2 separate regions of the Homo sapiens genome follow, and region 1 is linked to region 2. Evidence: read pairs that join two places in POLR2A ChIA-PET (ENCODE). Cell type or tissue: HepG2. All regions are shown on one strand. Each heading gives the region's core, and the rest is flanking DNA. Links, peaks and the distances in the headings are about the cores only.

Region 1 (5,382 bases), core at 257-5,256, 71 kb after region 2:
TATTTTTCCCTCTATTGAATTGTCTTGGCCCCTTTGTCAAAAATCAACTGACCATAAATATTAATATTTATTCTTGGACTCTTAATTCTATTCCATTGATTTAGATATCTATTGTCATGTCAGTACCACACTGTTTTGATTACTATAGCTTCATATTATGTTTGGAAATTAGGAAGTGTGAGTCCACCAACTTTGTTCTCTTTCAAAATCGTTTGGCTATTCTGGATCCCTTGCATTGCCATATGATTTTTAGGATCAGCTTCTCAATTTCTGCAAAAAATACAGCTGGGGTTTTGATAGATGTTAAATGGTACCTGCAGATCAATTTTGGGAGTAATCCCATATTAGCAATATTCAGTCATCTGATTCATAAACCTAGGAAACCTTCTCATTTATTTAGATCTTTGATTTATTTCAGCAATGTTTTGTTGTTTTCAGTGTACAAGTCTTGCAATTCTTTTGTTAAATTTATTCTCGAGTATTTTATTAACTGGTATTGTTTATACTGGGAATCATCTATGCTCACGGACTTAAGAGCTTGTGCTTTCATGATCAAAAGTCTTAAGTCCCAGTCCTGGTTTCACTATTTATTAGCTGCATGTAATGTAAGGTTACTTAGACTGTATCAAGTTCTTTTTCTTCATCTGAGAAAAAGGAAATACTAATACCACCTCATGGGTTTGTTATGCAGATTAAATAAGATAATGCATATGTAACCCTATTCAGACCATGACCTACAGGGTGCAGTCTTGGGGTGGGGGGCAGGGTTGCAGCCCAAGAAACCCAGTCTAGTCACCAAAAGTAATTTCTAATTAACTCATATTAATACTTGCATTTCTCAAACATCACAAAGAGCCCCTTCAATTCCCCTCAGCATCCTTTTCCCCTCCTATCCAAGCCTCTTACACCCCATAGCTTCTGCCTCCCTTTCTTTCTCCCAAACTCCCTGAAATCTTTTCTCCAGTCCTAATCAGCCTTCCTCTGGTCCTTCCGCTCTGTCCAGTTCTTCTTCTGTTGGGGCAGAAAAAGAAATTGGACAAACAAAGCCAGAACTCTTGTTAGTGGGCAGGAAGAGAAGAAAATCAGGGAACACTTAAACTTAATTTATGTCCTATCACTCATGTAAAGTGCTTAGTGCAATGTCTGATATATAATAATGGCTCAATAAATGTTGGATTAAAAATGTTTTTTGTGCTGGTGGTCATTTTATGCTATCTATATTTTATGTTATCTATTTTATGTTAATGATGTGGGGGGTTTAGATCATAACCTCTGAGAATCCAGTCTAGAGGTTGCTACCCAATGGCCCATCCTCACTCATTTGGGTGAATTTTGGGAATTCAAATTTGGAATTATTGTTCTCTTTTCTTCCTCCTGAATCACGCCTCAGAGAATCAGCCCTTGGAAAACTATAAAACTTGTAAAAAGTTCATCTTTAGGGATCCTTGAATACTGTTCGGAGGACACATCTGTTTCCTCCCTAGACCAGCTCCAGGACCCTAAACTCTTTCCCCTCCACAAAACCTTCTAGTATAATACCTTCAAGTGCAGGTCAGGACTCATTATTTAGTGGGTCAGCATGGGTTGCAAGTGATAGAATAAAATAAAACAATAGAAAAGATCCAAGTACATTATAACTAACACTTTCGTTTCGATTTTATAATATGTATGTGAGCTGGGTCTCTCTGTGAAACATATTTTCTATTGTGGTTCAGGGTTTTAAAAAAATGTTTAAAAACCAGTGTTGTAGATCCCTCACTTTCGCTGAGGTGTATAAACAACTCATCAGAGCATAAAGTAAACTCCTCTTAGTGATCTGTCCACTTTTATAGGGATGGAGACCTTAAGTCCTAGGGATGAAGCTCCATCAGTAGTGAAGTATTTGGGGGCACTGAGGCTCTTTCCTGTAATTTACAACACTTGGAGAAGGAGTAACTTCTGTTTGCTGTCTGGACCTACCCTGCTCCCTCATGCTACCCCATAGCCATCCCCTTCTCTCATTCCCACAATATCTACACATTCACACCTTGAACTTGTTGTGGGGTTTTCTATTTTTCAAGACTCTTTCACTTTCTCCATCTCTTCTGGTTTTCACAACTATTCTATGAAGTTGATGGGTCAGACGCAAGTCCTTGCTTGACCACTTAACATACTGTGTGACCTTAACTTCTCAGCCTCAGCTTCCTCAGTTCTGTTATCTATATAAAACCAGAGAAGTCAAGAAATTTGGCCAACATCACACAGCCCAGAAGTGGCAGGACCAGGAACAGAACTAGATTTTCCACCTCCCAGCCTGGTTGTCCTGCAGGCTCCGCTTATGGAAATGCACATCTTTTTTTAGAGGCATGATTCATCTGACTACCTTACAAAGAATGTTTAAAAAGCAGAGAATATTTTGCCCTCCCCTCCCCGCCATATCTAAAAACACTGACTTTTATGGCACCAGGCACAAGACAAACAACTCTTCATGCTTCGTGGTAAGGGGTTATCACACTCAACATCAAAGACTATTTATTTAAGGCTGGGGCGGTCAGAAACAGAAACAAAGTCAAGAGGAGAGGAAAACAAAGTTCCCTGAGTGCTCTGTTTTTGTCCTTTGTGTAGCAGAGTGTCCCCTCTAGTGGCTCTGGAGGAAAATAGCTTCTGGAAAACAAATTTACAGATTTGACATTGACGGAGTCAGAGAATTTGGTGCTTTAGGTGAGCTTAAAGCACTTGGTTCTGTGCTTCCTTTTATTGATGAGAAACTGAGGACAAGAGCAGTGATTCTCAACCAGGGGTGCGTTTGCCCCCTGGAAAACGTTTGGCAACATCTGGAGACTTTTTTATTGTCATTTTGGGGGTAATACCGTCAACAGTGGGTAGAAGCCAGGGATGCTGCCAAACATCCTATAATACACAGGACAGCCCCCCGACCCCAACACAACTATCTGGTCCAGTAAGTCGATAGTGCCGAGGTGAAGAAATCCTAGACTAGAAAAATGACGGGACCTGCCCAGGGACTTACAGCTTATTCACAGCTTTTGACAGCTCAGACTAAGCACTCTCTTTTTGTTCCTTACTTTTTAAAAATTAGAATTGTTAATGATTCAAAAATAATACATGTTCATAAATAAGAGTAATATAATAAAATATAATTAAAAGATTTTCCATCCCCTCATGCCTCCCCAGAATCAATGTTAAAATCTTTGGTGGTTGATTAGGCCGAACTGTATTAGAAATGACAATTGTAGACCCTTTTTGATGTACAAAAATGGCAATTTCTGATGGCAAAGCTTAAGACGTTCATCCCTCACTCCAGGCACACGCCGAAACAAGCATCAAGGCACACAGGGGATTCTTTTGACTTTGCTTGTCATACAGGAGTTAGAGTCAACAGCACAGATTATAAGCAGCACTGTGGGGTCCCAGAGCTAAGATGGTCTATGACAGACATTAGAGGACACTGAATTGTGTGGTGCATGTGTTTAATGCCTCTTTGACACTTGGGATCTCACCCTTTTGTAGAGAGCTTGGTTCAGGATTAGAGTCTTCTGTAGGCTATGCTGTCTAACTAGAAATTAGTAAGATTCTTTTGTTGTTTTTGTATTTATTATTATGGGCACTTTATAGGAAGCACTGTTGGTTTTCTATTGAATATGAGGTTTTAAAACTTCATCTTATGACAAATTTATAAGAAAAACTAAGACAACTCAAAAAAATTTTGTTGTTTTTGTTTATGAGACAGGGTCTTGCTCTGTTGCCCAGGCTGGAGTGCAGTGGTGTGATCATGGCTCACTCCAACCTCAACCTTCAGGGCTCAAGCAATCCTCCCACCTCAGCCTCCTGAGTAGCTGGAACCACAGGCATGGACCACCATGCCTGGCTAATTTTTTAACTTTTTGTAGAGATGAGGTCTTGCTGTGTTGTCCAGGCCAGTCTCGAACTCCTGGGCTCAAGTGATCCTCCTGCGTTGGCCTCCCAAAGTGCTGGGATTACAGGCATGAGCCACTGCACCTGGCCCATTATCTTTTTATTGATTACTGTTTTTCTTATCTTCACTGTGCCATTTGACCACATTCTTATCTTCAAAAAATACTGTCCTTTGCTGGACTAAGAATGCTCTACTATCCTGGATCTTCTTTGTCTCTTGTGGCAAACACTGTTGTTAGCCTACACAATTGCCACTACCTCTTCCTTCCTTCTTGCTGGGCACAGCTCACCACCCACCATAGGGGCTGACAATGGCAGATAGGCACATGCTCAGCCTACCTCGCAACTAAGGCATGGATGTGTGGCATGATCCTGGCCAATGGCACATGAAGGGAAGTTTCTTGGGTAGAGCACTGGGAAAAAGTTTCTTTCCTTAAAAGCCAGAGATTCAGGTTTCTGTAGGCAATTGTATGAAGAGGTGATTCCTTGAAGAGCAGCAGCATCTTCCAACAATGAGGGGGAAGGTCAGAGTGTAAAAACCAGTACATTAAGATGGTGAAGAGAAAGGTGGAAGAGCTGGGTCCTTGGCAACACTGGTAAGTCCTGGGCCAACTCGAGAACCACCTACTTCCAGATTTCCTGTTAGTAAGATAATATGTCTTTGTCATTTATGCCATTTGTAGTTCAGTGTTCCTTACTTGCAGCCAAAATCTTCCTTACTGAGCACTCATATGACCACATAACAGCTACTCACTGGCCTCCTAATGGCTCTCCTTGGTCGCCCAGCCCCAATCCACCATCCTGAATCCAGTCCCTTCTCTCTAAAGAGCCAGTTTGGTTAGAGAATTCTGTAGTTCAAGCCTTTAGTGGTAGTATTGTGCCAAATCAAAGAAGCCACTGACAAAAGACCACAAATTCTATGTTTTCATGCATATAAAATGTCCAGAACAGGGAAATCTATAGGGGCAGAAAATAGATTAGTGGTTGCTTAGGGCTGGGATGGAGATAGGGGCTTAGGGAGGTGACAGCCAAAGGGTACAAGGTTTCTTTTTGAAGTGATGAAAATTTCCTAAAAGTGACTATGTTGATGGTTGCATTTGTCTGTGACTATACTAAAAAAATTTGAATTATACACTTTAAAAGGGTGCATTTTACACTTTAAATAGGTGAATTGAATGATGTGTGAATCATATCATAATAAAGCCATTTTTAAAAGAACATTTCAGTGGTGATCTATTATCTAGAAAATAAAGCACAAATTCATTTCCTTGACTTTCAAAGTTTTCCACCCTCTGGCCTCAAACTATCATCTAATTTAAATCCTCCTGACTTCCCTATATGGCAGACAATTGGACAGATCGCAAGGCTTCCAGACACACAACCTGTGCTTCACTGCTTCTCTGCCTTTGCTCCTTTGTTCCCTGGGCCTGGCAGGATCCCTCCCACCATCTTGGTCTATCAAAATTTAAC
Region 2 (5,382 bases), core at 148-5,147:
ACTTGCTTTTTAGAATTTCCTAGGTTTAGAAAAAGAAAATGAATCTATGCTCATGGTCAAAGACTGAAACAGCACAGATATGCATTAAGGTAAAAAGCAGAAGTCCCCTTCTCCATCCTAGCCTCCCCACTCCCTACAACCATACTCCCCCCGCCCCCCCAGTGCACACACAGCACACACTCTCCCTCGTCATAGGTCCCTTTTCTTATAACTTTGGAAGACTTCTACATTCTGCCTGAATAAAGCCTTAGGAGAGAAACTGTTTTTCCTCTTAAGATTATCCTTCTCTCCCAGTCCCTAGTTCCCCTACCTGGCAATCCTCATTTGTTCTTGTCTCAGTTGATGTCTTATCTGCATAGCCTTGTTCCTCTGGAATTTCTAGTTTTTGGTTTCCCATCATTACAATGTACGGTATCATGCATTTGTTCACATTTATATCTTCCCTATGAGCTCCTTGAGTACAGGGACAATCTGATTCATCTTTGTACTCCCTGCACCTGTAGGCATGACAATCCGTTGTTGGTGATGTTGAGAGTGAGCAGAGGGGAACTGGCCCTAGAGAGCGGCCTTGAGAAAGTGCCTTCGAGTTCTAAGAATGTAGGATTGCTTCACAGTTCTCTCTGCAATCTCTTAAAGATTTACTAATAAAAACACACTTTTAGGAGATTATCACTTGTCAAGTTTTGGTATAGTATCAAAGAATATCCATAATTAGCTGAAAAGGCTATTAAAAAATTCCTTCCCTTTCCAACTACCTATTTGTGAGAAGCTGGATTTGCTTTATATACTTCAACTAAAACAGCATACCACGGCTGAAGGCAGGAGCAGAGATGAAAATCTAGCTGTCTTTCTATCAAGCCAGACTTTAAAATATTTGCAAACATGTAAAACAGTACTAGTCCTCTCATTATTTTTTTGTTTTAAAAAATAGTTACTTTTAATAAAATGTTATTTTATTATTCAGTTGGATTTATCACAGTCATTTTCCATCAGTTAATAAATATTAGGTAGGTGCAATTAAAAGTAGTGGCAAAAACTGCAATTACTTTTGCATCAATCTAATAGTTCTTTACATTCTCATTTAAAATGTTGAATATGGTAAATATTGACAGAAAGAACTCAGATAAACAAAAGCTCTTTGCATACCCAATGACTGTAAGAGTGTAAGGGAGTCTAGGGACCAAAAAGTTTGAGAACTGCTGTGCTAACCAAAAAAAACAAAAAAAAACAAAACAAAAGTCAAAACAATTTTAATTAAAAATCTTAATTAAATAATTTTTCTAAGAAATTATTTAAAAATTATTTTACTCAATAAAATAAATATATATAAGCCTAAAAGGACTAAAGAGACAGTGAATAAAAATGTGATGAAACACAAAGCAGAAATCCTCAGGAGACAGATGGAGGCCAAGGAATACAGAAACATAGACACACCCACAGTCATGCAGATATGCATACTCTCCATACCTGTCCTTAATTTTCCAAGTTTGAGGCAATGACTATTTCTTGAGTTTGAACATGGCTGAAAAACCAGGCGGACCAACAGTCCGGTCCACACTATACACAGGTGAAAATTGTTCTTTGAGGTTGCTACCTACAATTTGTTTATACAATCAATCTATCATTGCTTGCATCCTTGCCTTCCAAGTCTCAAAGGTTAGCTTGATCACAGTAATCTATCCTGGATATTGCTTTTAAGTATTGGTTCACTCATTCTGGGAATGAATTTGAAAATAAGGGAAACAATTCTTGGCAATAATCTGACTTTAACTACTTCCCAGTATTTCCAGCTTAATTAAATCTTCTCTCCCTTCAATTAGTTAAGGCGATCTTACTGAAATGCACAGAAGAAAACTTAAAATGATAGTTTCCATATAAACTCTAATTCTTACAATGCAAAACGAATCTTGAAAAATCTCTTTAAATTGTTAACTAATGCACCTATTATGCAGATCTTTATAGGGCTTGTTAGTAAAATCTGGTATATTTTTATTAGTAAAGCTCTAAGACATTACAGAGAGGAGAGTTAAGTAAACCTTTTCAGTCCACATTCTTAGTGAGAACTACAAGTCACTTATTCAAAGCCACTCTCCAGGGCCAGACTGAACCCCATTTTTTTTAATCTTCTAATCAGAGGAAAAGGCCAAGAGCCCTCTTGCCAGCCCTTGGCCACGCAGCTCCTAACGTACATAATAACAACAGAATCGACAGAGCAACTTTCTCCTCCATCTATGGCAAGTTGTCTTCTATAAAAAGAAACGTAGAAATAAAACCTAACTAAAAAAAGAACGCACTGTATTAGGATACTGACCTGGAATCCTGCAAAAGTCAAACCTGCAGTCCATACTGGGCCAGCACAGGGGCCATATCAAAGTGAAATCTACTGCGCAGGTCTGTTATTCCCTGCGGAAAGTTTTCCGACAAAGGATATTTTGCTTCAGTGAGCTGGCTGTACCATCCCACACACATCTTTACAGTATATTTTCTCAAAGTCATGTTGGGTGACTACGTCAGACCTCCTCACGTGACGGGGTGTTAGAAACACACGCATCAGATCTCGAAAACAGATTACAAAACAGAAGTCCTTTATGGAGTTGAGCTGTGTCTAGGAAAAGGAAAATCCTGTTGATGTTGCCTTCTAAATGTGGCCTGAAACGGGCACAGAAAAGCTACATTTATCAGATTTTACTGCACTTAAGCTATCAGATTCAAGAAGGCATCGTGTGACAGGGGAAGCTTATTTTTTAACTGAAATTCAGGCTGTTCTAAAGGCCAACATCGGGAAGCTGCTGGAGTGCACTCAGCAGAGAGGGAGGCCAGCTTGGACAACCTCACCTATTATCTGGAAAAGGTAAACATTAGGGCCCTGGACTTGCAGTTGCGTGCACATAGGATTGTGAGAACGAGTACTGTCAGATTCATGAATGATGCAATGGGCCCAGTTAAATATTTTAGGTTGCTTGTTTGGAAAGATGAAAGGGGGAAAAGGTCCTGGGTTTCTTTTTTCTTTTTGAAATGCAGCAGTGTTTCAGGGTAGCTCGTGTGCCTTGGGTTCATCTCAGGATCAAGCTTGCCTGGGCACCTGCTTGCTTAAGAAATCTGGCAAACAGGCTTAGAGAATCTCTCTGAAGCCTTTTGAGTGCCGTGTCTCTATTTCTTGTTTTACCCAAATTCCACTGACACTCAGAGTCCCCCCCAAATATATATATATATTTTTTTTTTTTTTTTTTTGAGACGAAGTCTCGCTCTTGTCCCCCAGGCTGGAGTGCAATGGCACAATCTCGACTCACTGCAATCTCCACATCCTGGGTTCAAGCGATTCTCCTGCCTCAGCCTCCGGAGTAGCTGGGATTACAGGCACCTGCCACCATGCCCGGCTAATTTTTGTATTTTTAGTAGAGACGGGGTTTCACCATGTTGGTCAGGCTGGTCTCAAGCTCCTGACCTCAGATGATCCTCCTGCCTCGGCCTCCCAAAGTGTTGGGATTACAGGTGTGAGCCACCGTGCCTGGCCCCAAAATGTATTAATAGAAGGTATTTTTAATCTGAATGCTGTGGGGAATGATGTGTCCCAGAGTTCCCCAGGACAGGGTTCCTGTTCCCTGAAAATTTTCATTTTAGGGGTGAGCTTATCAAGAATTGGTTTCAAAAGCCAACCGTCATTTCCTTGTGAACCCAAAGGGCTGGCTGATTGAATGGAAGGTGGCTCTGTACCTCTCAGTTGATTGCTACCTCTGGGGGACGGCACAGGGAAGAGCCGTTTACATTCTGGCTTCTGAAGAAGAGTGAACCTCCAGCTAATCACAAGAATGAGTTGTCCTAAAATGGACGAGGCACCAGCTGCTGCTCTGGTGTTAAATCTAAATCCGCCTCCCCCACTGCACTGCCGCTCCCCACTCCCTGCCCCTCTGCACCCTGGGTTTCTGGGTTCTCCTGCAAGACAGTGAATCACAGCTTACATTGGTACTTCCTGGATAAATCAGAAACTGGGCAGTGAAGAGTGAATGAGATGATGCGCCTGAAAAGCACCAAGTGTGGTCCATGGCACCTGGCAGGGGGTTCAAGAAATGTCAGCTGGAATTAGCTTGAGAACTGACTGCATCTGCCTAATTGGTGGCTATGGAGGAACTGCTCATGCGGCTTATCCTTCATCCAGTATGTAGGGTGATCTTTAAAAACTACAAATGAGGCCGGGCGTGGTGGCTCATGCCTGTAATCCCAGCACTCTGGGAGGCTGAGGCAGGTGGATCACCTGAGGTCAGGAGTTCAAGGCCACCCTGACCAACATGGCAAAACCCCATCTCTACTAAGTACAAAAAAAATTAGCCGGGTGTGGTAGTGCATGCCTGTAATCCCAGCTACTCGGGAGGCTGAGGCAGGAGAATCACTTGAACCCAGGAGGCAGAGGTTGCAGTGAGCCAAGATCACACCATTGCACTCCAGCCTGGGTGACAAGAGCGAAACTCTGTCTCAAAAAAACAAAACAAAACAAAACAAAAAACGAAAAAACAAACCCACAAATGAGATCAAGTCAAGCCCTGCTCAAAGCCCTTCAGCGGACTTCCCCTGATCTTAGGATAAAATCAGACCCTTCCCAGTGCCCAGCAAGGCCCTGTGCTGTCCACTCTCCAGACTCACTCGTTCCCTCCCACTGCACTCCTTGCGCTGCCTTTGCTCAGGCACACAGGCTCCCTGGGCGGACTCTACCTGCCCAGTCTCTTCTGGCCCTGTGGCCTTTGATGCACACGGTTCCGGCACTGCCCATGGCTGGCTCAGACTCGTGCTTCAGGCCCAGCTCAAATGTCGCCTCGGAGGGGCCACCCCATCTCTCTATCTGCTGCCCCTTTGGTTTGCCCTCACATCACCTTGTTTATTTCTTCATACTGCTTACCTCAACCTGCAATTATCACCCGTCGTTGCCTGCTTGTTTACTGTCCACTCTGCCCGCCAGAAAGTAAGCTCCAGGAGGAGCTGCTTCTCTAGGCTGCTCACTGTTCACTGCTGTATCTCCAGGCCGCAGCACATGGCAGGAGCACGCAGTAAATGTCTGGCGAGTAAGTGACATGACCATGCATTTGAAACACAAACCAGGCTCACCCCGACTAAAAAAAGCAACCTGCTGCTGTCTCCTGCACTCACGATCCCCAAAAAAGCAAGCTGCCACCATTCCCTGCACTCACGATCCCCCAAAAGGCAACCTGCCGCCATCCCCTGCACTCACGATCCCCCAAAAGGCAACCTGCCGCCGTCCCCCGCACTCACAATCCCCGCAAAAAGCAATATGCCTCTGTCCTCTGCACTCACCATCCCCCAAAAGGCAACCTGCCGCCTTCCCCTGTACTCACGATCCCCCTTGCCCTGCTCTGCTTTTTGACTTTTCCA

What was found. ChIA-PET counts read pairs that join two places held together with the same protein. Peaks named below come from ENCODE experiments on the same cell type or tissue, not always from the same donor. Only the 100,000 strongest peaks of a DNase experiment are listed, where the experiment ranks them.
Region 1: POLR2A ChIA-PET joins it to region 2 with 13 read pairs; 17 of 35 experiments call an interaction of 5 or more read pairs at or near these places.

The regions. Positions count from the first base shown.
Region 1 is chr3:141,358,269-141,363,650 of GRCh38, reverse strand. It overlaps a transcript of ZBTB38 not described here. Among named protein-coding and RNA genes, the nearest start is that of ZBTB38, 7.5 kb to the left of the region's middle. In HepG2, for the core only: a CTCF peak has its summit at 2,606 (motif pointing left); a DNase peak (open chromatin) is centred at 2,510.
Region 2 is chr3:141,429,173-141,434,554 of GRCh38, reverse strand. The region is part of intron 5 of ZBTB38 (zinc finger and BTB domain containing 38); the gene reads right to left. Among named protein-coding and RNA genes, the nearest start is that of RASA2, 55 kb to the left of the region's middle. In HepG2, for the core only: no CTCF peak of the experiment used is centred there; DNase peaks (open chromatin) are centred at 2,504 and 2,904; H3K4me3 peaks cover 2,956 bases.